2 separate regions of the Homo sapiens genome follow, and region 1 is linked to region 2. The links are chromatin loops, found by intact Hi-C in ENCODE. Cell type or tissue: CD4-positive, alpha-beta T cell. All regions are shown on one strand. Each heading gives the region's core, and the rest is flanking DNA. Links, peaks and the distances in the headings are about the cores only.

Evidence for each region. Peaks named below come from ENCODE experiments on the same cell type or tissue, not always from the same donor. Only the 100,000 strongest peaks of a DNase experiment are listed, where the experiment ranks them.
Region 1: it touches region 2 in a loop (4-fold over the local background); 11 of 110 quality-filtered maps call a loop at or near these places.

The regions. Positions count from the first base shown.
Region 1 is chr18:13,274,703-13,289,264 of GRCh38, reverse strand. LDLRAD4 (low density lipoprotein receptor class A domain containing 4) reads right to left here. Exons shown (of 7, transcript NM_001378100.1): 2 at 11,077-11,160. Among named protein-coding and RNA genes, the nearest start is that of C18orf15, 42 kb to the right of the region's middle. RefSeq lists enhancers at 2,396-2,949, 8,053-8,553, 8,554-9,054, 9,759-9,868. In CD4-positive, alpha-beta T cell, for the core only: no CTCF peak of the experiment used is centred there; a DNase peak (open chromatin) is centred at 6,654; H3K27ac peaks cover 545 bases.
Region 2 is chr18:13,369,690-13,384,251 of GRCh38, reverse strand. The region is part of intron 2 of LDLRAD4 (low density lipoprotein receptor class A domain containing 4); the gene reads right to left. Among named protein-coding and RNA genes, the nearest start is that of LDLRAD4-AS1, 51 kb to the left of the region's middle. RefSeq lists enhancers at 2,119-2,743, 3,435-3,934, 3,935-4,436, 8,805-8,934, 7,935-9,134 and a silencer at 6,408-6,702. In CD4-positive, alpha-beta T cell, for the core only: no CTCF peak of the experiment used is centred there; DNase peaks (open chromatin) are centred at 7,881 and 8,781; H3K4me3 peaks cover 749 bases; H3K27ac peaks cover 2,034 bases.

The DNA of each region.
Region 1 (14,562 bases), core at 5,581-8,080, 93 kb after region 2:
ATTTAAGTCCCTAGGAACTAAACCATTATGCGTGCTGGAACTGAACAATTTTACTTTTAGAACTCAGAAGACTGACACAAGAGCATATTCAAAACAACTGCTAAACAGCTCCAGTGCTGGGACCTTTACAGCCATGTGGAAAATACCAAGCAGTGGAGCCTTCTGAATTGTTGCAAAGAGGAACAGAGTCCCAGCTCCTTATGAGGCCTGACTGGTGTTTCTAAAAGTCCCCAGATGTCAAAATGCCTGAAGGCTTGGGGCTTGGATGAGGCTGTTTCCACAGTGCCTAAGTTCTCCTGCCAAAGCTCTGTGCTTGTTCATTTCTTTCCTAGGTGGTGTTTTAAGTGCTTCTAAGTAGGACAGTCATATCAGGAGGTCCTCATGCTTTGCGGGTGTCATCACAGTGCAGAAGGTGCGGTCAATTGCCATGGTCTGTGGGGCTGCTACCGTGGCCCCGTGACTCACCTTGCAGAGTGACCACGGTCTGCAGGGCTGCTACCGTGGCCCGTGACTCACCTTGCAGAGTGACCACGGTCTGTGGGGCTGCTACCGTGGCCCCGTGACTCACCTTGCAGAGTGACCACGGTCTGTGGGGCTGCTACCGTGGCCCCGTGACTCACCTTGCAGAGTGACCACGGTCTGCGGGGCTGCTACTGTGGCCCCATGACTCACCTTGCAGAGTGACTTCTGCATGGCTTTTCTTTCATAGTCACTATATTGCGCTAACACCTTTACAGATTATTTTTAGATTGTTGAAATAGAATTTTTCAGCAATATTTTAACTTGAAATAGCCAAAGTTGTGTATCTGGTCCTATTAGCAACTAAATTTTTCTTTACTATAAATTGGACACAATTTTAATATAAACAACTCTAATATGGATAGCTAAACTAATCTTTCAGTTTCAATACACGTGTCCTTTAAACAGATAGGGAAGAGACCTTTATCAGTGTAATTTTGGCTAAGCTAATGGAAGGTGGCTAAAAGGATATCATTTTCCTTTATTCACCTGAAGTTGAGGTTGGGACATTTGCCTATTTCATTCTGCATTACATTCAACTCACATTTATCTAGAGGATTATAAAACTGCCAGACATTTTACTGATTAAAACCACCACCCAAATATTACAATTAGGATTACTACAGAAGTAAATCCTCAGTTCAAAATGTGAAAGGAATACAAATTAGTAATTGTTCCCATTCCACCTTCTTCACGGAATAGAGTGATCACTTTGGAGAGGATAATAGTAGCATCTGGTCATTTATCTGACGGCTTCTACGTTTATATGAGATTTTCTAAAAATACCTAAACACCCAAATTACTAAATTAAAACTAGTTATGCAGGTACATTTTGCCTTAATGTCTTTGCCTCTTGTGAGATAAGGTTTTTAACGTTTTTCTCTGTATTGAACCAATGTCAGTATTTTCTAGTCATTCTTCCACTAATTATTCTAAATTGTAGGAAGCTTATATTAATTACTTGCATTTTCTCTGAAATAAATATTTGATTACCAGGTTTCAATTGGGACTAAATCCAATCCTCATAATAAGTGTTTCTCTCTCCATCCATCCACACTAAGTTCAATGTGAAATCAGAAGAGTGTAGGAATAAGAATTTGGGCACCTCCCGCCCCACCCCATAACCTGAGGGCAGACAGTGGAGAAGGTTACAGAAGCCCACACCATAGGGTGGCGCCGTCGTAGTCACCAGCCAATTACTTATCCAGAGGATGTCCCCACCCTGCACCCACTCTCCAGAGGGAAGCACCGGGTAGTTTCTCTTTATCAGATACAACTCAAGAGATACAGAAGGCAAACTCATTTCAACCTTACTGTTTAAACTCATGGCCTTCAGTGATCCTCCTACCTGGGCTAAACGTTAAAAAGTGTTAACAACTGTTTTTTGAAAAATCATGAAAAACAAACAAAAACTTGATAACAGAACAGATCATCCTGATTATACTATAATAAATGTCATTACAGCACCAAGATCAAGACATCTGAGTGTATCTTTCTGTACTTTATGGGACAGTATTTCATAGAAAGATATACTAAGATATTTGCAGACTTCTCCTGCTCTCCAGAGGGCTGCTTTCTTATTTCCTCTACGTCCTGGTGGGGATTGTGCTGTTGCGGGTGACACCAAGTCTCTGTGTGTGGTGACTTCTCCCAGCCTGACTGCTTTCTAGCCAATCTCCAGTCATTTCCCCACATTTGCCCTCCAGACGCATCCAGCCACACGGGCTGGTCCAGGCTCTCCACTCGGAGTGAGCGCCACCTCCTAGGCTGCTGTCTCCGCTCAGACCACCTTCTCTTTACCCAAGACTGAAGCCCAAAAGTCACTCTGCAATCCACCTTCTGCCCCACCTGCCCTGCACATTCCAGCTACCAACACAATCGGCGCACGGATCCCTCCACCCCAGGCCTCTTCTCCACAGCTGTTGCTTCAGCTCAGGCCCTGTCCCCCAGGCCAGGGACAGCTCCTCACTGTCCTTCCTGGCTGGCCCTCTCAGCTTCCGTCTCCTTCTCCACTGACTCCCACCCTCAGCCACCAGACTCAGCTTCCTAAACACGCATCTAATGACACTGTCTCCTCTGAAAAGTGCAGTGGTTCCCACATCGTATGGGATAATCTATGCAGAGCATTCAAAACCTCATGGCGCCAGGAGGTCGAGGCCAGCCCGGGCAACATAGTGAGACCTCATCTCTACAAAACATTTTAAAAGTTAGCTGGGCATGGTGACACACACCTGTATTCCCAACTACTCAGGAGGCTGAGGCAGGAAGATTGCTTGAACCAGTAAGTTGAGGCTGCAGTGAGCTATGATTGTGCCACTGCACTCCAGCCTGGGTGGCAAAGCAAGACCCTGTCTCTAAAAATAAATAAATAACAAAACTCTATAGTTTGACCCTAACTTTCTTTTCCAACTGTATCTCTAGCTCTCGTCTTCCTGTTCCAAGGACAACATAATATGAGTCAGCTTTAAAATGGAAGGAGATTCTGAGATAGGCTCCAATGTGTGTGAACCCTGAAGACTTTATGCTAAGTGAAATACACTAGACACAAAAGGACAAATACTGCATGATTCCACTTATGAGGTATGTAGAGCAGTCAAAATCATAGAGACAGAAAGTAGAACCATGGGTGTCAGCGGCTGGAGGGAGAGGGAATGCAGAGTTAATGTTTAATGGGTACACAGTTTTGGTTTGGGAAAATGGAGAGAGTTCTGGAAATGGATGGTGGTGATGGTTGCACAACGTGAATGTACTTAATGCCACAGAACCGTACGCTTAAAAATGGTTAAAATATACTGTTTCCATAGCAACTGAACCATTTTACATTTTTTCCAGCAACACAGAAGGGTTCCAACTTCTCCACATTATGTATATCTTACCACAGTTTTTTTTAAAGGGACAAAAAGTTTGAGAAACAAAGTTAACAGTGTGCTGTGAAAGCTGAGTTGAAGGACTGGCTTGAGTTTCCCCCACCATTCTCTAACAAGGGTGCAGCCTTGACTTCCCTACCACAACCCCCGAGTTTCAAGAAAGACATGGAAAAATGTGGACAGCCCCAGCAAACCAGATCCCAGGACAAAAAGAGGGAAACTGTTAAAGCGTCAGGCTAAGCAGACAGACCCCAGACCCCTTGTGCACAGCGGAACCCTCTCCCAAGCACTGAGCTCACTAAGCTAACCCAGCATCGCCACGAAGCCTCCTGCAGGAAGCACGCCAACTTTAAAATATTATATGAATTTCAAGAAGAAAGCCTACAAAGGAAAAGCCCAGCAGACACCTCCAATGGCCCCCATGTTAAGTTACACAATTGACAACAGAATCCTGTCCCCTGACTGTCCTCGGCAAGCCTGTCCATGTCACCCTCTGCCCACTCATGACACCTCCAATCTGACCATCACTGAAGTGACTGCCCCAAGCCAAATGAACCACACACCTTGTGCTCCACTGCAAGTGCTCTTAACCCTTTCTGGAGGTCAAAACCCTCCTGAGAATCCTATCAAAGCCCTGGCATTCTCCCCAGGAACTGGCAACATTTCAAGGAATTCACAGATGCCCCTGGGCCCCTGGGGCTTACAAACACTGTCCCAGTGCCTGTCTCCTTCACATTTCGCTTCTGTACTGCACTTGAGAGGGACGCTGCAACCTCCCTCCATTTGTAAGAACTATATAACAAATTTCAAGAATCCCTCAGGACTCTCTTTGAAAGGGCAGCCCACGCCCCCAACCAATGTCAGGACGTCAAGGGGAGGTCGTCTCACATCGGCTTGAGAGGCACAGCCCGTCCGACATGCCACATCCCCAAAGGACGCCCCTCCCTGCGACTGCCCTCACAGATGCACTGATGTGACTTATGGGGACTGCTGCGATGCAGTCTGTTAACACTGGCACCAGCTGCCACGGGCGAGTCATCTCAGGAACCTGACCTTGGCAAAGCGTGTTTCACACTCGAGCACAGCTCATCCGGGTGGCCTCGAGCAGGGGCAGGAAGGCGGAAAACGGACAGGGAGGTGCTGGGGTGCACTGCCCCCCAAACCGCACCAGAGGACTCACCTCACCCACACAGGGAGACCAAATCCTCAAAGCCAAATTTTCAAGCTGCTGCTGAGAATCCCATAAAAAGCAATGCTATTTCTAACCTCCCGCACCACGGAAAAATACACACACCACCAAGCAACCCAGAATCTGAGGGTTTATTTTTACATCTTTTCCCCACATCCCCCACCCTGGCCTCCCCCACAAAATTTTAGGTGGAAAATTTGCTGGCTTTTTAGCAGTTTGACAATGCTGTGCTAGGCATGAACTGACGGAGCTGCTAGCGCATTTGAGTTTAAAGCAAAGCGTCAAAGTATTTATCCCATATGACTCCACAGGTCTGCTTGATGAGAAACTAATAAACTCTAATCACAGAAGACAGAATCCAACAAGCAGGCGGAGACGAGGCCCAGGTCTCAGGCCATGGGCAGAAGTGGCAGAGGTGGTAAGTTTCTCTTTCCCACCTCTGAAAGTGGTGTTCCCACCACGGGACTTTCTTCCTGCGGGCTGGCATTCTCTAATCCAAACTATGAACAAGGGCATTCGGCATCCCTGATGCCCTTGCTGCATTTCTGATTTTCTCAATGCCACTCTTAACCCTTGATTTGGTTTGGCTGTGTTGCCACCCAAATCTCAACTTGAATTGTATCTCCCAGAATTCCCACATATCGTGGGAGGGACCCAGCGGAAGGTAATTGAATTATGAGGGCCTTTCCTGTGCCATTCTCGTGATAGTGAATTAGTCTCACGAGATCTGATAGGTTTGTTTCTGCTTTTGCTTCTTCCTCATTCTCCCTTGCTGCCGCCCTGTAAGAAGTGCCTTTTGCCCTCAGCCACGATTCTGAGGCCTCCCCAGCCATGTGGAACTGTAAGTCCAATTAAACCTATTTTCTTCCCAGTCTCGGGTATGTCTTTATCAGCAGGGTGAATATGGTCTAACACAGTAAATTGGTATCAGTAGAGTGGAGCACTGCTGAAAAGATACTCGAAAATGTGAAAGTGATTTTGGAACTGGGTAACAGGCAGAAATCAGATCAGTTTGAAGGGCTCAGAAGAAGACAGGAAAATGTGGGAAAGTTTGAAACTTCCTAGAGACTTGTTAAATGGCTTTGCCCAAAATGCTGATAGCAATAAGGACAATAAAATCCAGGCTGAGGTGGTCTCAGACAGAGATGAGGAACTTGTTGGGAACTGGAGCAAAACTGACTCTTGCTATGTTTTAGCAAAGAGACTGGCAACATTTTGCCCCTGCCCTAAAGATTTGTGGAACTTTGAACTTGAAAGAGATGATTTAGGGTATCTGGTGGAAGAAATTTCTAAGCAGCAAAGCATCCAAAGGTGACTTGGGTGCTGTTAAAGGCATTCAGTTGTATAAGGGAAGCAGAGCATAAAAGTTTGGAAAATTTGCAGGCTGACTATGCAATAGAAAAGAAAAACCCATTTTCTGAGGAGAAATTCAAGCTGGCTGCAGAAATGTGCATAAATAGCAAGAAGCCTAATGTTAATCTCCAAGACCATGGGGAAAATGTCTCCAGGCCTTGTCAGAGACCTTCACAGCAGCCCCTCCCATCACAGGCCCAGAGGCACAGAAAGAAAAAGTGGTTTTGTGGGCTGGGCCCAGGGTCCCCGTGCTGTATGCAACCTAGGGACTTGGTGCCCTGTGTCCCAGCCACACCAGAAGTGGCTGAAAGGGGCCAACATACAGTTCAGGCTGTGACTTCAGAGGGTGGAAGCCCCAAGCCTTGGCAGCTTCCACATGGTGTTGAGCCTGCGGGTACACAGAAGTCAAGAATTGAGGTTTGGGAACCTCCGCCTAGATTTCAGAAGATGTATGGAAATGCCTAGATGCCCAGGCAAAAGTTTGCTGCAGGGGCGGGGCCCTCATGGAGAACCTCTGCTAGGGAGCCCCCACACAGAGTCCCTACTGGGGCATGGCCTAGTGGAGCTGGGAGAAGAGGGCCACCATCCTCCAGACCACAGAATGGTAGATCCACAGACAGCCTGTACCGTGTGCCTGGAAAAGACACAGACACTCAATGCCAGCATGTGCAAGCAGCCAGGAGGAAGGCTGTACCCTGCAAAGCCACAGGAGTGGAGCTGCCCAAGGCCACAGGAAGCCACCTCTTACATCAGTGTGACGCGGATGTGAGACCTGGGATCAAAGGAGATCATTTTGAAGCTTTAAAATCTGACTGCCTCGCTGGATTTTGGACTTGCATAGGCCCTGTAGCCCCTTTGTTTTGGCCAATTTCTCCCATTTGTAACAGCTGTATTTACCCAATACCTGTACCCTTATTGTAACTAGGAAGTAACTAGCTTGCTTTTGATTTTACAGGCTCACAGGCAGAAGGGACTTGCCTTACCTAAAATGAGACTTTGGACTGTGGACTTCTGGGTTAATGCTGAAATGAGTTAAGACTTTGGGGGACTATTGGGAAGGCAAGATTGGTTTTGAAATGTGGGGATGTGAGATTTGGAGGGGTCAGGGGCAGGATGATAGAGTTTGGCTGTGTTCCCACAAGTCAACTTGACTTGTATCTCCCAGAATTCCCACGTGTTATGGGAGGGACCCAGGGGAAGGTAGTTGAATCATGGGGGCCAGTCTTTCCCATACTATTCTCATGATAGTGAATAAGTCTCATGAGATATGATGGGTTTATCAAGGGTTTCCGCTTTTGCTTCTTCCTCATTCTCTCTTGCTGCCGCCATGTAAGAAGTGCCTTTCGCCTCCCGTCATGATTCTGAGGCCTCCCCAGCCATGCAAAACTGTTAGGTCCAATTAAACCTCCTTTTCTTCCCAGTCTCGGATATATCTTTATCAGCAGCATGAATCCGGACTAATACAACCCTGAAGTTGAAGAATCGGGGACAATGGTGAGATGGAGCTTCAGAATCCAGTCCCCTGATGCTGGGTAGACAGAGGTCCGGGAGGAGACAGGAGGTAAGAGGAGACATGGGAGACACAGAGAGGGGTCCCAAATAAGGCTGAAGAACTCAGAAACTCTTTCAGAAGCCAAGGGAGACCCCTGAATAGAACCCCCAAACCTGGGATCCCTCCCAGGATCCCAGCACTGGCCACCTTGGTGTCACTTCCCTGATAGCAACCTGAAAGGCCAGCAGAAGCTCTGACCCACAGCTTCCCCACTGCCCATGCAGGTGGGAAACCTCGGGGCACCCCCTGCAGGAACCACCTTCAAGGCTGAGTTTCAGTCCTCCTCAAGTTAGAAGCCCCCAGCATTAGATGGTCATTCACATGACAACTCCAATTGTCTTTTGTGGGTATTTTTTGTTTTTGTTTTTGTTTTGAGGGGGGTGGAGGGCGAGATTGGAGACAGGATCTCGCTGTACTGCCCAGGCTAGAGTGCAGTGGCATGATCATAGCTCACTGCAGCCTCAAACTCCCAGGCTCAAGTGATCCTCCCGCCTCAGCCTCCTGAGTAGCTGGGACCACAGGCATGAGCTACCAGGCCCAGATAATTTTTTTGATTTTTTAGTAGAGCTGAGGTCTCATTATGTTGCCCAGGCTGGTTTCAAATTTCTGTGCTCAAGCGATACTCCTGCCTTAGCCTCTCAAAGTGCTGGGATTCCAATTCTTTTTGTTTGATAACATTTTCACGAGTTAATCTGTTTTATTGCACGGTGCCGAAGATCACTTTATACACACATCTGGTGAAAATAAGCAGGACTCTATTTACCAGTGTAGACAGCAGGGACCTATATTCAAAGGTAATGATTGCTTCTCCCAGTACTATTGGTCCTCTTTGATTTTACCTTAAAAAGTTTAAATTGAGCAAAGATAGAAGTTCAGGTCGGGATGCATTGCCTGGGTCTAAGGTTATTTTTTCATTGTTCCAGTGTGTCTCCCCACAGGGACCACTGGTCTCACACTGGAAGACATCCGCATGGTCCCTGGTCTGCACCGGTGCCTTCAGATCCCTTAAGGACCAAGAAGAAAACCAAAAGAGAGGTGGAGTTTTCTCCAGCTGCACCTTTCCAGTCTGTGCTGACAGCCAGCCAGATCTCAGTCTGAGGTTGCATTGTCTTATGCGGAGGTCAGGGAATGGTGCAGGGAGCCTGAATTAACGATTTCTTTGCCCACACCCCAGTGCCTTTGTGCTTAATCACGTCAGCAGCACTCCCCCACACGCTCCAGCAGGATGCCGTGTGAAATTCCTTAGCAAACTTCCGTAGTCCTGAAAGAGGACAGAGAGAGCAGGACCTCTGCTATTTTCCTCCAATCCCCCCAGCACACAGATCACAGCAGAAAGCCAGCATTAGGGTGGAAAATAACAGCCAACATGTTGTTGAGTGACGACTGTGCATGGAATGCTGAATTAGGCATCTTCAAAGTAATTCCATGAGATAAATATTATCCCATTTAAAGATGAGAAAAGCTGAGACTCATAGAGGGTTAGGACTTGCCAAGGTAACAAAGTGAATGAAAGTTACCACGCCAGAACTCAACCCAAGGTCTGTGGCTTCTGAGTTCCCCACACAAACGCCATATGGCAAGGGCATATGTTTTCAGATTCATCGAGGAGGGAAAAACTCAAAAGTGCATTTAATAACAACCTAAACACGGGGACCAGGCTGCATTTTAAAACCAAGTCCAAATAAATCCACTGTACAAGGAGACAGGCACATCCTGCAGTTAACGCAAAGCTCTAGGCCTCCTTGGGCCCTCCCAGGCAAGCAGACAGAAAGCAGAAGAAGGCAATACCACCTGTCCATTTTATCAGCTCTTAGGAATGTCTCACAGTCCAGCTGTGAGCTGCTTAAGGGACAAAATTTTGCAAGTAACAGAGCAAATATAAATTCCAGGACAGTCAGCTGTAAGAACCTATTTTAGAGGTGTGAAAGTTCTTACGACGCCTCGCAATCTAAGTCTGTGCTTGAAAATTGCCCATGACGATGAAGCGCCACGCAGTTCTGCAGAGATAGTGATTTCTTCTTTAGCTGCTCTGATTATCAGGAGAAGCAACGTAGCTCTGTATTTAATTTAAAATCCACATATACCAGTACAGTCAAGACAAAGTTTTCCATTACCAATTTTGAAAGTTGCTTAAACTAATTGATGAGTGAGGTAACCCCACATAAGGGGGAAAATCAGATACTTATGTCATTTGCAAGAATTATTTTTACTTTTGCTGAAATGTTGTAACTCAAGTTTCAGTCTTCGGGGGCATAGTCCAGTGGTGTGTTCCGCTACCTAGTAAAATTCTACTTGAAGACAGTGCTAGTTTTTGGTGGGTCAATTCAATGGCAACTGTATTTGAGACAATAAAAGAGAAATGAAACTGCACCCACGCTTTTGTCAGCCCTGGTAGAGAGGCGCTGCCGCCGCCCACTTCAAACTGGCGGTGGGTGTGCCAAACGATGGAAGAAAAACAGCTCCTCCACACCCACCAAGCCAGCGAAGAGCAGGGATTTTCAAACACCGTGCTGTTCTGTCAGGTTAATAAAGGGATCGTGTGAATAACAAGCATTTAGTCAGTCACTGAACATCCACAAGGCGTGCGGTCTGGGTGTTCCCCGTGAGCTCTTTCCACCCCAGCTTCCCGAGAGCCAATCGATTGGGCATGAAATTCACTCAGGAGAGAGGAGAGAAACACACGAGCTCAGCAGTGGAGGAGCTGCCCCCACACAGAACCCAGGCGTGGTTTGCTCTGCCATGCATACTGCTTTGCACCCAACTGTAAAAAGTCCATTTACATTCCAGGGTCTGTGTGCCTCAGCAAGGAAGCACCACAAATCCTCCTGGATTCTCCAGGTGCCTCCTCTGCTGCCAACAGCAACCAGAAAGGAAAAGGCTGGGTTATGCTCCAAGAGCTTCAGGGGGGATTCCTCATCAAGTTGTTTCATTTGCCAAAAGTTTTATCGAGCTCCTGACACTGCAGGCACTGTTCTAGACCCTGAAGAAAAAATAAATGGAAGGAAGGAAGACAAGCGGGAGAGAGGGAGGTCCTTGCCCTCATAAGGCTTACATTCTAGAAAGGGATTTCCCATAAGCAATGAGTCCCACCACCAGGCACATTAAAAATATAGGGAAAAAAATGGACCTTATATTTTATAGAATGTCTTACCTTCCTGAAAATTCTCATGTATTTCTTCACTTCATGTTCTTTGACATCAAGTGAAGCCTGACAATGAGACAGAATAAGCATCACTAAAATCACAGATGAACTGAGAAAACATGGCGTCTCGAGCGGAGCAGGGCATCCTGAGGCCAGAGGCTGAAGCTGGCATGCCAGGTAGGGGGCTCTGGGCATCTCCCAGCTCTGCCACTGACTGTCCCCCACCAGGGCTGGCTCTGAAAACACACAGGTGTCACCCAAGCTTCTACTGTGAATAGATACCCAAGCCCCAGCCATTAACATCCAGCCCCAAAGAAGAAACACACAAATGAGGCACACCCTTGTCAAAACAAACGCAGCCAGACAGGTCCACCACTGCAGAGCAGCTCCTGCCGCGACAAGCTCTGCTTCCCAGACATCATCACAAAGAACAGTCACAAGTAATTCCACTTACCTTTTACACTATACAGAAACTGATGGGAGTTCTCGGAAATGGCCCAACAGGAGGTTTGATGTCACGAACGTAGAGCTTGAACCGCTAGAAAGAAAGATGAAGAACTTCTGTGAGCCATGTTTCTTTTTGTGTGTCCCCCTCTCAAGTTTCAAAAACAGTTAAATATTTGAGGGCTGTCACGAGAAGAGGCATAAATATCAAAATGAATACAATAAAAATGCAATAATAGGCATCAAGTAATAAAGGGAAGGAAGAGAGAAGAATTACAGCACAGAATTACCAAACTGGGACAAAATCCCCCTCTGCCTCCACTCAGTCACAGGGGCACCGAGTCCTCATCTGTTAAAGGACACACGCTTGTTCCTGCAGAGGCACGGGCCTCCTCTTTGATGAGAGGCCAAATAACAGATAGTATCCCTGTTGGACTGGTCTTCTTAAAATTCATACACACTCTAAAAGCTGTGAAAAGACCATCTTCTTTCACGACAATCCAGTCTCAAGACAACATGGGCCCACCTAAGACGGGCAGGCCCCAGTGATTCCTCTGCTGAAATACATGTCTGATTTCATGGAAGAGGCAAGCCCTCTAGCAGTGACACTGCTGGGATGGTAACGTTCGTGACTCTGCCTGCAAGGCTGCCTTTACCTGCCCACCATCCTGTTAGGAGAGTGTCCTCCCAGCTGGTGCTTCAGATTTTGTCCATTCCATACAACCTGTCACTGGCATCCCCATCCCAACTGAGTGAGCATGCTCTGTGGGCATCGCACCGTCCCAGGTGGAGCGCCGGGTATCCTCGGGTGACCGCCTCGAGCTCCAAAGCAGTTTCAGGTGAACTCAGCAAAGCTCGGCCTCAGACACCACAAGCGCCTCTCAGCACCCCGCCCTCCAGTGTGCAGGACACACTCTTGTCCAAGGGGGACTAAGCCACCATCTGTCTGGCTTGTGTGCTGCAGTTCATTCTCCAGGAGGCTCGTACCCCAAAGCGTGCTCCTGCCATATGCCACTCCTGAGTGATCAGCCCATGTAAAGACAGCCGGATAAAACACGGCTGCACCTAGCTAGAGGAGCCTGGGAGATTCCTGCGGAGCTCTACCCCAGCCAAACACCTCCTTCCCATCAGTGTTGGGAGCCTACAGACATTCCTTTCTCCTCCTGTTTCCTGCCTGCTGAGAGATGAAAACAACCCACTGCTGATTTTCCAGATCTTAGTTTTTATTCCTCCACTGGGGCTGCTCTCACCAGTCTTCCTAGGACGCAAACGCTCAGATTTCTTGGGAACGGAAGTCCATGAAATAACCAGAAAGGTACTGTGGTGGGCAGAATTCTAAGGTGACTCCCCAAATTGCTTACACCCTGTACAACTCCCTCCCCTTGAGTGTAGGTGGAAGCTGTGATTGGCTTCTACCCAACCGAATACCACAAAGAATGCTTCTCCCCACACCAGGCGACCTACATAGGAGTCCGCAACGAGGGAGTGACAGACTCCCTTGCTGGCTTGGAGAAGCGAGCTGCCACCTCATGATGGGGCCTGTGAGGGGCCACTTGGCAAAGCACTACAAGGGCTCCCCAGGACCTGAGAGCAGCCCCTAGCTGACAAGCAGCAAGGGAACAGGGACATCAGTCCTGCAGTTACAAGTCAATGAATTCTGCCAGCAACATGAATGAGCCTGGAGGTGGATTCTTCCATACTCAAACCTGCAGATGGGAACACAGCCTGGCCAACACCTTGACTACAGCCTGACCAGAGAACCAACTAAGCCATGCCTGACTGTGGAGCCTTGGAAACTGTGAGATAACAAATGAGTACTGTTTTCAGCTCCTAAGTTTATAATAATTTGTTACACAGCAACAGAAAACTGATAAATGTAACTTAGTAATTAGGCCAGGTACGGTGGCTCATGTCTGTAATTCCTGTACTTTGTGAGGCCGAGGCGGGTGGATCAGGATGCCAGGAATTCAAGACCAGCCTGGCCAACACAGTGAAACCCCATCTTTACCAAGAAATACAAAAATTAGCTGAGCGTGGTGGTGCACACCTGTAGTTCCAGCTACTCGGGAGGCTGAGGCATGAGAACCACTTGAACCCAAGAGGCTGAGGTTGCAGTGAGCCAAGATCGACCCACTGCACTCCAGCATGGGCGACAGAATAAGACCCTATCTCAAAATAAATAAATAAATAAAATAACTTAGTAATTAAATATGGGTTACATAATATAAAGCATATATGCATATACTAAACGCATACACATCTGTACATTAGAGCAGGCCTCTGCCCTGCCTCATCTACCAAAAGTGGAAATTCATTCTCCTACTCAACTTTTAGCTCCTTGTGGGCAAAAACCACATCCCCGTCATCCTGGCATCCCTAACACTTTGCAGAGTATGTGGCACATGGGAGGCCTTTAACATTTTTTTTATTCTTAATTTTTGTGTGCACATAGTAGGTATATGTATTTACAGGGTACATGAGATGTTTTGATACAGGCATATAATATGAAATAAGTAAATCATGCAGAATGGGGTATCCATCCTGTTAAGCATTTATCCTTTGAGTTACAAACAATCAATTACACTCTTCAATTTTAAAATATATAATTAAGTTATTATTGACTACAGTCAGCTTGTTGTGCTATTAACATTTTTTTAAGTGAGCCAAAGTAATAGAACTATGATTTGCCAATGTCTAGTCACAAAAAGGCCACAGCAACCGAACTTATTCAAGCCTTCAGAGTAGAGCCCATAGCTCTGAATTTCAAAATAGGTTGAAGATATTTGGCTTCATGTTCTACCCCAAAAGAATGAACACACAACTTCTCCAGCACTGATTTCATTTTACCAGTGAACCTGAGTCAGTGCTTAAAATGTCACTCAGTAGTTATTACTTTTGTCAAATATCCTTGCCACTTCTCTGGCATCTACTTATCTACAGTTCAAGGTTAAAAACAAAAAAGCTCCCTAAGAGAATTTCCAAAGTAAGAATTTGTGACTCATTTTTAATTTTCCATTAGTATCAATAAATCTTTCCTTCCCAACTAAAGTGACAAAACCTGTATGGGTCAAAAGACCAGGCTCTAATTCTAAAACAAAATGCCAATCCAATTTCCTGGCAACCTGTTTCAAAATTTCTTCTGGATTTTTTTTTTTTTTTGAAACAGGGTCTTGCTATGGTATCCAGACTACAGTGCAGAGGCTGCTCACAGGCACAATCATAGCTCACTGCAGCCTCAAACTCCTGGACTCAAATGATCCTCCTGCCTCAGCCTCCCCAGTAGCTAGGACTACATGTGCACACCACCATGCCCAGCTCTTTAAGATACTCCATTTTTAAACTGATGATTTTTAACTATTTTAATCAAGACTTTAAGCTCTGTTGAAAATAATAATTCAACACATACACAGTTCCTGCTACCCAACATTGTGTCTATTTTACATTCCAAAGGGACTACTTTTAATAACAGTGATATTTGAAAATATTTAAATCAATA
Region 2 (14,562 bases), core at 7,609-10,108:
ACATGTCAAAAGGCTATGGGAAAGACTGAGGCCAATGTGGATCAAAATAGAAGAAACAACCAACTTCCCAGTTTTCTTATGCTGGCTTAATCACCCCCACCAATCCTTAACTTTACATCTTCTAAAAGAGAGGTTGGACACAGGTGTGTAATAGCTCCCATGAGGTCTAAGCGTGGTCATGGCCAGGATTTTTAGGACAGTGATGTGTGCGGTTCCCAACAAAAGCAGGGTGAACACAGCTGTGTTACCGCATCAATGGATAACGTGCCTATTCCTATATACACTCTGAGTCTCCCCCAATGCAATTTTCAAGGTAAAATGCAATTATAAATGCTGTAAAAAGTCTTCTTTCTCACTGCTAGCAACAAAGATTAGCTACCCTTTCTAGGAATACGCAGCAGAGGTGCAAGCTTCGTTCTGCTCAGTGAAAGACTGTGACCACCCAGAAGGGGCCAGAACCCAGCGGCACTCAGTAAGTGTGTCAGGTGACCAACAGGCAGCGCAGGGTGGGTGATCAGGACCCAGAGAAAACTCTGAGGGCCAGCACAGTCAGCAGAAGCCTGCAGGCCCTGTTCTGGACAAGACGTGTGCTTTTAGTTTAGAAACCAACCAGCAATCAGCACAGCCATGCTGGGCATCTGTGGAGCAAACACGTGGAAGGGTAAAAGTTGGAGGAGCTGAACAAACGCTGCTTGCCGGCCGTCCCTCCAATCTTCTGCTCTCGTGAGCCTCCTGCTCATGAGCTGCCACTCAGCTTTCCAGTCTCAGCCCAAACAACCCTCCCTGGAGATGCTTCTTTGATGGCCCCCAGTCTAAGTCCAGACCCTGCTACACAACCCGCAGCACCTGGTCGGCTTCCCAAAACATCTGCAGTTGCGACTCCACACGGGTGTCCTGATTGCACCATGCCTGCCCGTCTCCCCCACAAGTGCCATGAGAGCAAAGGCAGTGGCCAGCAGATCCTCCAGTTCCCCTTGGCACCCAGCAGGTGCCCAGTAAATACGTATTTCCTGAGCGAACACATGAGTGAAGGAAGACACTTACGTGAAGCTTCCCTGAGTACTATACACAGCGCAGAGAAGGCTCAGCAAACACCTACACAATTAACCCAGCCCTAGCTGCGCCTGGCAAGGGGCATTTCCCAGGTGGAGGTGCTGCTCCTCAGCCTGCTTGGCTGGGACCCTCCGGGCTGGTTTTCCCACCACCCCACTAGAAGAGTTGAGATGATGATTACAAGTGGTGAGCCTGCTGCACTTACACTTCCCACAAAGTCCTATCCAGCAAAGGCCTTCAGAGGTCATTGACTTAAATGCCCTCAGGCTACAGAGAGAGAGCAAGCGCTGCCCCATGGAGGCGCAAGAACTGCGCCCAACACTGGCAGCAGGAGAGCAGGACTGACCCTGGGCCTCTTGCCCTGAAGGCACTGCTTCCCATGCTACTCCTGAGGCCCAGGAAGCTCCCTAAACCCAAGTAGCTTAAATCAAGAGAGAAGGAGAGGGGGGAATACAGGAAGAGGCAACTTACCCAGGACGCAAGGTCACAGTCAAGATCCCCCCCAAGGCAGCAAGCACATGGTCATCATTCTACACACACACGCACACACATGCACACACGCACACACACGCACACACACACGCACACACACATGGAGGTTCTATTTATACTGGGAAGATGGGCAGGACTAACCAGGAAATAAATTAATTCAATATTGCACTTGAAAAATGTCATTAAGTCCCTCCCATAACAGAGCAACAGTTACTAAGGAAATAGAGCACGTCAAATGGAAAAACACCCCCACAGGAAGGGACATTTTAAAAACATGAACACTCACAAACCTAACCAAGTAAGTTACAGGGTATGTCTGCCTTACCAGTTATTCACAAAAACTTATATGAAACGCAGTCCTCCTCAGAGTCATTCAGGAATACAAACTGAACTGTGTCCGTATTATATCTTTCATTAAAAGACACTGTAAAAACAGATACATGGGGTTCAGGAAATGTGAGGGTCACACAGGGGCACGGAGGCCAAAATCCAATGGAGAAGTGAAACAGCCTTTTTTCCAAAATCAAAGTAGCACTCAAAAAACCGTAGTGCATAAAGAATTGACGCTGCAGTTTCATTTTTTATTTCCTCCTGCTGTGGACAGACTGTTTCGCTGGCGGAATGTCGGTTACCTAGGTGACAGCTCCACAGCCATGGCGACTGCTCCAGGCCCCACAGACGCTCAGGGCCGAGCCCCGGCCTGTGGATGCCGATCCCTGGCCACTCTACCCACCAGAGAAGTTCCAGGGAGAAAGGAACGCTGCCAACCAAAGAGGTCATTCTAAACCTCGGCAAACTGGGGCTCTGCTGCAAAATTTAAAAAAAATAAAAATGACCATGTTTGAGAGCTGCACGGCACAGCTCACCTATGCATCATCTCACCCTATGTTCATTTAGGATCAAAGAGGCAAAGGGCTTGTCATGAGACAGATGGGAGAAAAAGTGGGGAAAAGACCCTTGAGAAGCTATTTCCAACTTGAGCTGGGACCAGGTGTCCCACCAAGGGAGATGTCACACGTCTCCATGTGAGTGCCTCAGAGCTCATGGATAGTGCAGACCTTGGCAACGGCCAGTCAGTCTCAAGATCTCCTAACAGTAAAGAAAAGGAGGTGCTACAAATAAAACACCTCTGCCTCCAGGCAGCCAGCCGTAGGCAGAGAGCCCCAGGTAGGGGACCCACTCTGCTTCTGGTACCCGTGGTGACTCCCGGCCCTGGCTCCCATCTCCTCTTTTATACAATGAGGAGGTGAAACTGGAGGTCCCTCCCATTCCAAAAAGTCCCCTATGGCCATGTCTCTGGCCGAGAGAGAGGGCAAATGGGCATAAAAAAGGATACAGTGGGCGGGCACGGTGCCTCACGCCTGTAACCCCAGTGCTTTGGGAGGCTGTGGCAGGAGGATTGCTTGAGCCCAGGTGTTTGAAACCCACCTAGCCAACATAGAAAGTCCCCATATCTACTAAAAATATAAAAATTAGCTGGGCATGGCTGTGCACACCTATACTGGGGAGGCTGAGGCAGGAGGACTGCTTGAGCCCATGAGTTCAAAGCTGCTGTGAGCTGTGACTGCACCACTGCACTCCAGCCTGGGCAACATAGCAAGACCCTGTCTCTTCAAAAAAAAAAAAAAAACTAAAGAGAAACAAAAGAAAGGGACACAGTGCAGAAGCACAGAAAATCCACATGGAAATGCAAATCTGAGAGCAAGTCAGAGAAACAGGCTGCCTATAGCCAGGGAAGACTGAGTTGGAGTGTGATGAATTTTTCATGCTACTTTTCATCTCTGTGATGTGGGGGGGCAAAATAACATGTAGCTTTTGTAACACAACCTCCAAGCCATCCTCACCCTGGGTAGCTCAGTGGGATCTGGTTACTTGTTCAGCATAATGTAGTTCAGGGTAGCGTAGTGCCTTGCTGTAGGTCACCAATTCAGGAAGCAAGTACAAAACCCAAAACATCGATTCAAAGACACACACAGGCTGCAAACAGGAAAAGCAATAATTATATTAGAACATTCTTTAAAATGTCACCTTGACAAATCCAACACTTGATAAATCCTGAGGCTATATTCAAACCAAGTTGGAGAGAGTTCCCCCTAAAATAAACAGGATAACTGTCCTTAATGCATTAGTAAGTCTATAATTATCGACTCATATGATCTAGCAGCAGAGGAAGCCGCAAGGAGTCATATATCCGACCCCTGTGCTTTGTGGAGGAGGCGATCCAGAGGCTCAGGGAGAGGGGACAGGTTGAAGATGAGTGTGGGAGGAATGCAAGCCAGGGCTGGAACCAGGTGTCTGGATCCTGGCCCAAGCTTCCAGTTCCACTGTCTACACACAGCGGCCACAGGAGACACTGGCTCAGGAGGGAGAGCCTGCAATGCTAGGAAGACAGCCGTGCACACCTGCACCAGCCGCTCGCTGGGAATCAGGGAATACTGGGAAGATCTCTGCTTTCCAGGGCCCGAACCAGGCCATTCCCACAGCACCCACATGCACAAGGGAATGGGAAAGGGTCAGGGCTTGGCCCAGGGGCAGATGATCCCTGAGCAGACGTGCATTCTGGTCTGAGCCCGGTCTGAGCACATCACAGACACCTCCACTGTGGCCACCAGCCAAGCAGCGGCAATGCCCCTCCCAACCCAGCCCCACCCCCGTAGAGGTTCTGCTCCCACTGTGGCCTGGCGTGAGGGCTCGGGCTGACGGGCAGGGGGCTGGCGGGCAGGGGGCTGGCGGGCAGGGGCAGGCCTCTGCAATCCTCCACACCCAGGGATCTCCCCCACTCCAGCTTTCTTCAGATAAAATCAGCTTAAAATGGGCATGACAGGCAAACAAGAAGGGGGTCAGACCATAGGCTAACAAGTGTGGGCAGGAAGGGAGGGGGAGCTGTCTCATTCTTTGGTGGGAATAGAAAAGAATATGAACCGACAAGCTGTTTGTACGAAACAATTTTCATCTCCCTTGCCAAGCCACTCCTTGCTGTCAGCTCACAGCAGGCTTCCCTGGGACACCTGTGCCGGCCCACAGTCTTCCCTGCTCTCTGGCCTGCAGGACGCCACCAAAGCTGCATCTCTTCATTCAGTATTTCAACAGCTATTTGTGGGGTCATTACTCTGGCAGGCACTATTTTAGGAGCTGGGGAGACAGCAGTGAGCAAAACAAACCAAGCTCCTGTCACCATGGGGCCCAGATCCTTGTGTCTCGTCTGCCTCTGCAGGTGTTTCTGGACAACGCTTCCTGATTATCCTTGGCATTGACCATGGGGACTAGAATACAGCAGGTACCCAATAAATGCTGACTGTACTGCACAGAATTCTAGCTGAGCCTCAGCTAGGTCACCTCCTTTTCAATCTATGGCCTCTGTCCTGCATCTGGGCACCACACACAAGTGGCTGCTGGCCTGGGGGTGCCCCATGGGGGACATCGTGGCTGGGAGTTTACTGCACAGGCAGTGCCCAGCCCCACACTGTTTCAAACATGCTCAAACAAGAGCCTTATACAAAGGGGCCAGAGGACAAAAGTCTGGGCTCTGGCCACATTGGGTTCACCTCATTCTAGGCTGTGTGTGACTTAGGCAGTTACTTAAAGCCCCTGAGCCTCAGTTTCCTTGGCTGTAAAATGGAAGCAATGATGGCACTGGCCTGATGGAGCCATTGTGTATCTAATGAGAAAACACAAACAAAACCCTAGATCTAATGAGGGCTGGAGAAGTTACCACCCCTCCCAAATTACTACAACCTGCCTCAGCAGATGGCCGATGAAATCGCGTCTCTAACACGGCTCAGCCCACCCTCTTCCAGTTCTGATCTGACCCAACTGATACAACGTCAGATTCATCTCCTAGTTCCTCTGCTAATTTGTCTTGATTTTTTTAAAAAGTTCCCAATAGATAAAAATCAAAGCTCAAATCATTCCATGCCAGCTAAAATTAACAACAGAGAGAAACAGGAGAAAGGATACAAAATTAGAGAAAGTGTGTGGGTGAGGTTTTTGGTATGAAATGTGGTAGAATAGTAGAAGAGGAAAAAAATGTCAAGAAAGAAACTTGCCTTTAAAAGGAAAAAGATAGAGGCTCTTGATATTTGATTGGCTTTTTTTCATGTTTTCATACTGAAATATAACATTTAAAAAGCAGCAATAGAAAGAAAAATAATAAATTTGACCAAGTTTTTACATCTCCTTCTCGGAAAATCATCACGCAGGGTCCTGTCTGCTGTTCTTCCGTCTCTTTTCTTGTGTGGTTTGTTCCCTTGGTAAAGTGCTGACCTTTTAAGTTCTTCACATGCACCTCTCAAGCTTCCACACAGCCCTGAGAACGAAAGATGGCACAGAGAGGGCAACAAACCACCCTTCTGACAAGTAGGGTGCTCCCATGCCCCTCTGCCGGGCGAGGCAGCCTGTGAACCTGCAACTGTCCCCAGGAGCAGCTGTCACAGAGTGCAGGGAACTCAGGGGAAGGCTGCCTGGTCCCTAACTAACGGGGCCACACCAGGACACGCAGCAAAACACCCTACACCTTAAGGCTCAGACAAACTGATCAGCGATATAACAGCCAATGTTCCCTACAGAAATGAACGATCAGAGTCATTTCAGTCGCCTGCGTTCACAAAGCCTCCTAAGCATTCCTTGTTCACCAAGCTCCAAACCAGCTCCACAAGTGCCTCTTAAATCAAACACACAGGGAACAGCTGAGCTTTCATGAAGCACTTCTGTCTCATTTGCTCACATTCATTATCTGAGGAATATATATTCCTTTAGGACAAAGAAAAACTGTCCACTTTATATAATTTTTCACAACTCGGTATCCAATTCAAGGTGAGTGGGGGTGGACAGAAATGCTCCAGTAAGACTTTTCTTAGATATTTCCAGGGGAGACTCTGTGTTGTCTGGGATGGGCCTGCGAGGCTCTGCCTATTGCTCCATGCAACTTAATGTAGGCTCAATGGCGGGTCACGCTCGCGAAGCTCTTGGGACTGGCCAGCAGTTTGTGCTCTGGCGGAATGATGACTCCTCACTGCCTGAGTATGTCCATTATGACAAAAGGTAGGGGAAGTCCCACTTTCCTCTGGAGAGAGGAAGCGGTTTCTATTGCCTGAAGAGGAGAAACAGATACAGGCCCATCTGATATCCTCTTAGAACTTAAACTTCGGTTCAACCACTCTGCTATTTCTCCCACTTAAGGGAACCAGAAGAAGAAATTATTTGCAGTTAATCGCGTGCCACCCTAGGAAAGTCATGGGTTGTACAACCACCTGGGAGAAGGCACGGGCACTCATCTAAGAGCTAAAAAAAGATAACCTCTAGACCAGCCTTTCCAAGAATGACTTGCAATTCAAGCAGCAAAACCATCATTGAGGCAGACCAAGTTATGGAAACAGACGTGACGCAGCCTAGTCAGTTCATGTTGGTGAAATAACTTAATCTGGCCACAGAAATCCAAGGAGATGCATATTTCAGCCGATGTCTGAAGGACAGAATGCAAAACAGTGCTGTCAGAGGATGGCTCTGGCGTTGATGTTACCGGCAGTGAGCAGACCCAAGAGTGTGACAGAGGAGCTCTTGGGTGTGACACACATCAAATGCCACCTGCGGGGCCCGGCACACTAAGCCTTCTGACGGGTAGTCCCGACTCGATGCACCTTCAGGGAGCACTGAGAGAGCTTCCTGACTTCCTGCAAGGCCAGGCGAGGCAGGATGTGAAAGTGCATCTGTCCCCAGGAGCAGCTGTCACAGAGGGCAGAGAACCCAGGGGAAGGCTGCCTGGTCTCTAACTAATGGGGCCACAAACCCCACCGCTGTGTTCTGGAGGCCTCCGGCCAGGCAGAAAGAGTTCATTAGACCAATTTCCACTGCCTTGGTAACGAAGGCCCGTGCGTGTGCTCTCACACAGGAAAAGCAAGTGAGGGTTATTCATGGGGAAAGCACCACAGACAGGTACCATGTATCCCGCCAGGCAGCCCAGGCAGCGGTAAAGATACGTGCCCTCCTGGAAGACAGAACTGGCCCCTCTGGAACCGCGTGTGATAGAGCAGTCTTCCACAGCACCGGACGCCGAGGGTGTGCTGAGTTTGCTGGGCTTCAGAGGCACTGATCGGCAACTGCAGGAGCCGTCTCATCCTGAGCTGTGCCCTCACCCGCAGAAGAAGCCCCTGTGTATACCTGATGCTGAAAGGATCTGTCTGTCTTATATGTCCACCGTCAGATCCAGGCAGGAGAATTCCTGGGATCCACCAGAGAAAACCACAGGATGCCGCTGGCAAGAGGGAATATAACTGCCATGCTTGGCAGCTGACGCCGCTGTTCATGGGGATGCACAGGCTCTGAGAGGCCTTTCATGATCTAAGCGACCGTGGGCCGCGCCAGCCTGACCGCCAACTTCCTCTGCACGGAAAGTCATGTCTTCTTTAGATTTTTCTTTTTCCCTCTCAGAATCTGGCCCTTATTTATTCCCTTCCCCACTGGAGTTGACAAGTAGGAATCGATTTATTCCAACCCCTACTCTGCATGGAGACCTAAGCACATTTCTTCAGACAGAGGCCAGTGCCCGCACAGCCTGGGAGGACAGGCAGGGAGGGGCAGCTTTCCCGCAACAGACAGCAACCTCGTGCCTACCCTCCCTCCCAGAGTCTGATGAAGTGAACACAGTTCCCTCAAACGGCAAGAACGAGGACTTGATTTCACTCCTCCAAGGAAAGTAAGCTGCTGCCACTTTCACCAAGATAATCTGGGCCACTGCTCCCCAAATATCCCCAATACCCCAGGCAATCACCAAAACTACCCTCTATTTTTACTTAAAAACTAGATAATTAACAAATACACTTGAAATCGGGAAACACACATACGCCGGTGGACAAGACCAGTGTTGAAGAGCAAGGCGCTGGCGGGCGGGAGGAAACGAGGAGGAGAAGGCCTCCCACCAGGTGCAGGCTCCCTGGCAGGGAGGAAGAGGGTGCTGTTCCCTGACTGTACAGAGGGAAGGGAGGGAAAAGCAGAGCACCATGATTGCCCCAGTAAACTCCACTCCATAACTGAACACTCAGAGCATTCACTCAGGCCAGGGCCTGCTTAGATTAGAATTTAGCTTTTCATCTTCAAATACTTAAATAGGTCAGCATCACTTTACTTTGTCCTTACCACCAACCCAAGCCTCCCCATCTCACTCAGCTTCGGCCCTGCCCTGACCCAGCAGGCCCTCATTTCCAGCCCAACACACAGAGCCAGCTGTGACTCACTCGCACTGCCGAGCCACAGGGATTCCCCACGTCGGAGACATCACTCCTATCGAAATGACTCATCTCCTCACTTCCTTTGAATAAAAACATGTTATTATGTTCAATAAAACCATACAAGAAATAATAACTAAAGATGGCATTTAAATAACTTATACCAACACCTAAAAATGGCTTCCTGGAGGAAAAGGGAATGACTGGCATTTTCAAGGATATTTTCAGACCTCCTCCTTTTCTCCTCCTTTTCCACCGGCCTCTCCTCCAGATGAGTCCTGGCTGCATTCAGAGCTGCACGGACCCCTGGCCTAGAGGTAAACTTGGGCAAAGCAGGTTTTACAGTGAGCACAGAGGCTGCCATCAAAATCTAAAAGCAGTCTAGCTGCTCCACTACCGTCCCCTTCCCTTCTAGTTCCCATGGAAACAGACCTCAGATCGCCAAAAACCGGGTAAAGATAGCACCATGCCCAGTGTTCCCGCAATCTGTTTCCATGGGAACAGGAAGGGAAGGGAGTGGAGGCTGGGTGGCTAGACGCCTGCAAATCTCCATCCCCGTCATGGGGCTGCAGACGGCACCTACACACAGGTCCAGGGCCTGGGGTGCTCTTTAGGAATAAGATGTCCACTTGGGGATAGAGTCCTAAAGATGAGGCTCCCAGCAGCTGGGCTGTGTAATTGAAGCTGCTGCAGACTTCCAGACACACACCTAGCAGGTGCTGGCCTTCTCAATCGCCCCTCAGCCAACAGGGATGACCATTTCAGAGCACGGGTCCCACTCCTGGCTGGGTGGCAGAATCACCCCAGACCAATTGAATCACTATCTGTCGGGGCTGGGGCAGGACTCTGCAGTGTCTCATCAGCTCCAAAGGTGATTCTGATGCACGGCTGTTCTGGGAAAGCGAAGATCCAGACCAGAGCTTCCTGAGATTAAGGTGCCTGCAAATTCCGGGGATGTGGTGACTGCAGATTCGGTTCAGCAGGTCCGGGGCAGGGCCCAAGAGGCTGCATTTCCAACCAGCTCCCAGGGGATGCTGATGCTGCTGGGGACCACATCTAATTAGTGAGATTCTAGACTCCAGGTTCTTTGGCTCTAGAACCTTCTCCACAGACCAACAATGGACAGACAGCCACTCCTGCATGAGAGCTTGCTCCCATCGGCAGCCTGCAGTCCATGACCCAGCTCTGGCCTCCACAGGAGACTGTGTGGGGTCAGGGCTGAGAGGGCTCCGGCCTCCATAGGAGCCTGTGTGGGGTCAGGGCTGGGAGGGCTCTGGCCTCTGCAGCATCCTCTGCTACCTGTGCTATCCCAAGAGACGACCTATGTGGGTCAGAAGGTAACAAAACAGCCAACATTTACGTGTAATTATCAGGGACACATGACATCACCTCCAAGTGTGATTTCTCTAAAAGGTAAAAGCAAATTCCACGTGGTTGAGGATCAAACGTACACATTTTTTCTAAATATTTCACACATTTCCACACGTTTGCATGGTGGAAATATGTGAAATATTTAGAAAATATTTATAAATGTAGACATATTATCAAAGAAGAATGGAACTGTACACGTGTCATTTTAAAAGAAATGAGAGAATTTTGGAAAACTCTGGAATTTATTATAAAAAATAACTAAGGTAGCTTTAAAATCCAGTCTAAATGAAAATGTACAAGGTAAAAGTATACTCCACGTTTCAGCTAAAAGTGTGCTGTGTCACAAAAAAGTAGCATTTATTTCTACACTGAACTGCAAAATACCACATAAACTGCCAGGTACTATTCAAAAGCAAGTTACTGATTTTCTATCCATTTTGCTTAAATATAAAAGGGGAGCTATTTCAGTTTGTTTTACTAAATACACTGTCTCCTTCAAAATGCATATATTAATCTCTGAAAATGAAAATATGAGCAAAGATCTCAACCATCAATCATTGAATTATAGTATAAGCTTACTTGAAAAAATAATCTTCTGATTCTAAAAATGCAAAAGAGGAAAAATCAATTATTTCATTAGTCAGCACACAAGCAACAAAGATAGCTAAGCGTTTCTGCACAATCCTATAACTGTGAGCAGCTAAAGAAAACATTGAACATACAGTCTGTGACGCACATTTTCATTCCACTGAAGCAAAAATACACATATATTTATACATATGTGTATAATGTCATACACAAACTTAAAAAAAGGCCATGAGTTGGTGTTGAGACCCAGTTGCTTTTTAGGTTCTCAAAGCGTATAAAGCCAGAGCGCTACAACTGCTGCGATGAGAAAAGGAAATCAAAACAAGGGATTTCTGCCTTTGCTCAAAAGACACACACACACACACACACACATTAAACAGTTGTGGTAGAGGATGCCAAAGGAGTGTGAGCTGTTAAGAGTTCCATTAAAAATGATAAAAATAATTGGGAATAAATACAGAGATGTGCTTACACCCAGCTCCACTGAAATCTGTTAGTCTGCGAGACCCTAGCCAGAAAATCCGTTGTTGATATTTATTGTGTACATGTGTTTACTTTGAGTTTACATGAAGACGCAACTGGAGCCCAGACAGCAAGCTTCCCACAAAGGCCCAGATGGTGAACGGTTCTGCACAGGCCATGCCGCCTCGGCCCCTGCTCCTCTGCTCTGCCGAGAAGACAGGGACGCAGCCCCAACAGACAACACACAAACACATGGTGTGGCTACATGCCAATAAAACTTTATTAACACAGACAAGCCCTGCCCAGGACATGGAGCATGAACATGAAGTGCTGAGTACCGGACCATACCCTCCTCATCTTCAGTGCAATGTCTTATTCAACTTCCATTCCACAGCTTCAGGGAAGGGAGGGGAAAAACCCTGCAGAGCTGGCCTCATTTCAGTTTCTCAGTCACCCTGGAGGAACCTCCAGGACACCCAGACGGCCTAGCATTCCCAGCACGCCCATCCCAGCTCTGTACAGCTGCCACCAATTAACATAAATAATTGCTTGTTGTGTGCTGTTTTGTTCTCTGTATTTTTCTTGCATTCATCTTGTCTCTTTCATTTCTTCTAATAGTTCAAGGGCAAGGTGTTTTTATTTGCATTTTCCCTTAGAATTTAGCTTAGTGTTCAGCAAAAGATACTGCTGACGAGCAAATCCTCTCTTCCTCTCAAAAGGTAGGTAAAAGTAAGGCTAACCAGGAAAAAAACTACACCACCTTTACGTGTACCCCCAAGGCAACTGTGGTAGAGAGGAACAACCTCCAGGTCTGCCCTGCGAAGAACAGGTGCACAGGGGTGTGGCTGCCAGCACTTCCTGAGGGCAGGGACCGGCCTTTCTGATGGCATGCCTGGCAAGGGCACACGGCAGTGCTTGGTGAATTCGACAATAGATCAAGTGTGATGAAATATATGGTAAACTAACCTTTTACATTTGAGCAGAATTATGGCATTCAGGAATTAAAACTGCTCTTAAATATCATCAACTTTAACTCACCGTCCCATGTAAGTAGAAACCATGGCTTGAGTGTCTCTAGACACTCAAGGGCTGGGTCCAGAGCACAGTAAAAGCAGGGTAAACCTAATGCTGTTCTAAATGTGATACAGAAACTCTTGCTATTTAAGGAATCCTATAATGAAACTTCCTTCATAAATAAAGACATGAATTAGTAAAAAGATGTTTGTTGCTAAATTCAGCAGTTCCTTGACTGTGGGTTCTCTTTTTCTCTTTCTCTCTCTCTTTCTCTCTCTCTCTCTTTTGAGACAGAGTCTCACTCTGTTGCCCAGGCTGGAGTGTGGTGGTGTGATCTCGGCTCACTGCAACCTCCGCCTCTCGGGTTCAGGCGATTCTCCTGCCTCAGCCTCCCAAGTCACTGGGATTACAGGTGTACACCACCATGCCCGGCTAATTTTTTTGTATTTTTAAGGGAGATGGGGTTTCATCATGTTGGCCAGGCTGGTCTCCTGACCTCAAGTGATCCACCCGCTTCGGCCTCCCAAAGTGCTGGGATTACAGGTTTGAGCCACTGCGCCCGGCCAACTGTGGGTTCTGATGTACTCAGCCTCCCTAGTGGACAGTGCACCAGTGCACTCACAGGGTTTATGCTAGGGAGTACAACGGTTCACAGCAACGCGGCGGCAAGGGCTTAACATTTGTGAGGTGGGCTCCAGCAGCAGCAGGGCATGGAACACTGGGCTTCCTGGGGCAGCCCCCCATTCTTAGAGGTGATGGCAGCAGTCAGCCCACACCCACAGCATTTCCCAGCCCTGGCCCCCCCATCTCAGCCTCTGTGTGGCTGCTCCTCCTGGAGCCTGGGTGTGAGAGGAGCACAGCAGTCCCACAGCCACCTGTGCCAGAAAGGAGAGTCTTCCCTCAGCCTCCCACCGCATTGGTGGGCGCATTGCCCACCGGCACCCGGGTTCTCAGAACAGAGTCCGCCAGGAGCCACAGCTTAGTCTGAAAATTCTGGCAATGTTTTCCGGTGAGAAAAGGTAGGAATTGAGAAACATGAAGGGGGCCGGGTGTGGTGGCTCATGCCTATAAACCCAGCACTTTGGGAGGCCGAAGCAGGGAGATCATGAGGTCAGGAGTTTGAGATCAGTCTGGTCAATATGGTGAAACCCCGTTTCTACTAAAAATATAAAAATTAGCTGGGTGTGGTGGTGCGCGCCTGTAGTCCCAGTTACTCCAGAGGCTGAGGCAGGAGAATCGCTTGAACCCAGGAGGCGGAGGTTTCAGTGAGCCAAGATCCCACCACTGCACTCCAGTCTAAGAGACAAAGCAAGAATCCATCTCAAAAAAAAAAAAAAACAAAACAAAAAACCATGAAAGAGACACTGCCTACATCTAAAGGCAGCATAAGGCCCAATGTCACAGAAAATGGCAGTCTCCATGGAGCATTTCCCGCGGTTTCTCTGGGCCACTTCCGCACAGCAAGAAACGGAAAGGGTGCCATCTCCTTATTAAACTATATGGTGCCGCTGTAGAGTCCCTGACACAGAGCAGGTACCCACCAGAGTCACTAGGGGCATCAACACAGTCAGCTCAAATCAATAAAGGCAAACTGAAAATTAGATTTAAATAACGTCTTTAAGATGTGGTTCCACAGGTCCATCCTCAGCCTGTTCCCCTCGGTGTCCATCCAGCACAGCAACAGAGACCACAAGCCCCACCTCCGGACCCTGGACTCCATGTTCCTATAAGACAATGCTTTCCAAACTTCGGATTGCAACCCATTAGTGGTCTATGAAGCAAATGCAGGAGTAAGAACAAATACATCTCAGAAGGTGAGGGCAAGTTCTTCTCCAGAAACTTCTGTGCAGTGGTGTATGAATGTGTGCTGGCGCATGTATTTTGCACTGTGACTCACAGTCCTGATATGAAACCCACTTCTTCCTGGAAAATACTTTGCTATGGACACAGCTCCCTGTGTGGCAGGCCACCTGCAACCAGGAATTTAATTAGTGCGTTGGCTGAGGATTAAAAATGTCCATGCATTGACTATTCCATGCTAATGGAGACGCATTCTAGTGGCAAGAGCGCAAAACCTCCCAGAATCCCCCACAGTTCCAAGCCACGGCTCGCTCCTGGGTGGCAGGCGTGGTCAGGCTGCAGGGCGGGGCTGAATTACCCTTCCAGTTGCCTCTGATTTGAGAGGAAACAGAAGGCATGGGAGGAGGCATCTGTATCTGTGTGCGTAAGCCCACGTGGAGTTTATTACCAGACGCCTGGCATCAGAAGAAAAGACACCAAGGAAAGGATATTTATCTAAAGAGCATGAAGTTCACTCTCAATATTTACTCAGAGGGAATCAGAGCATTTATCCAAGGTGCTG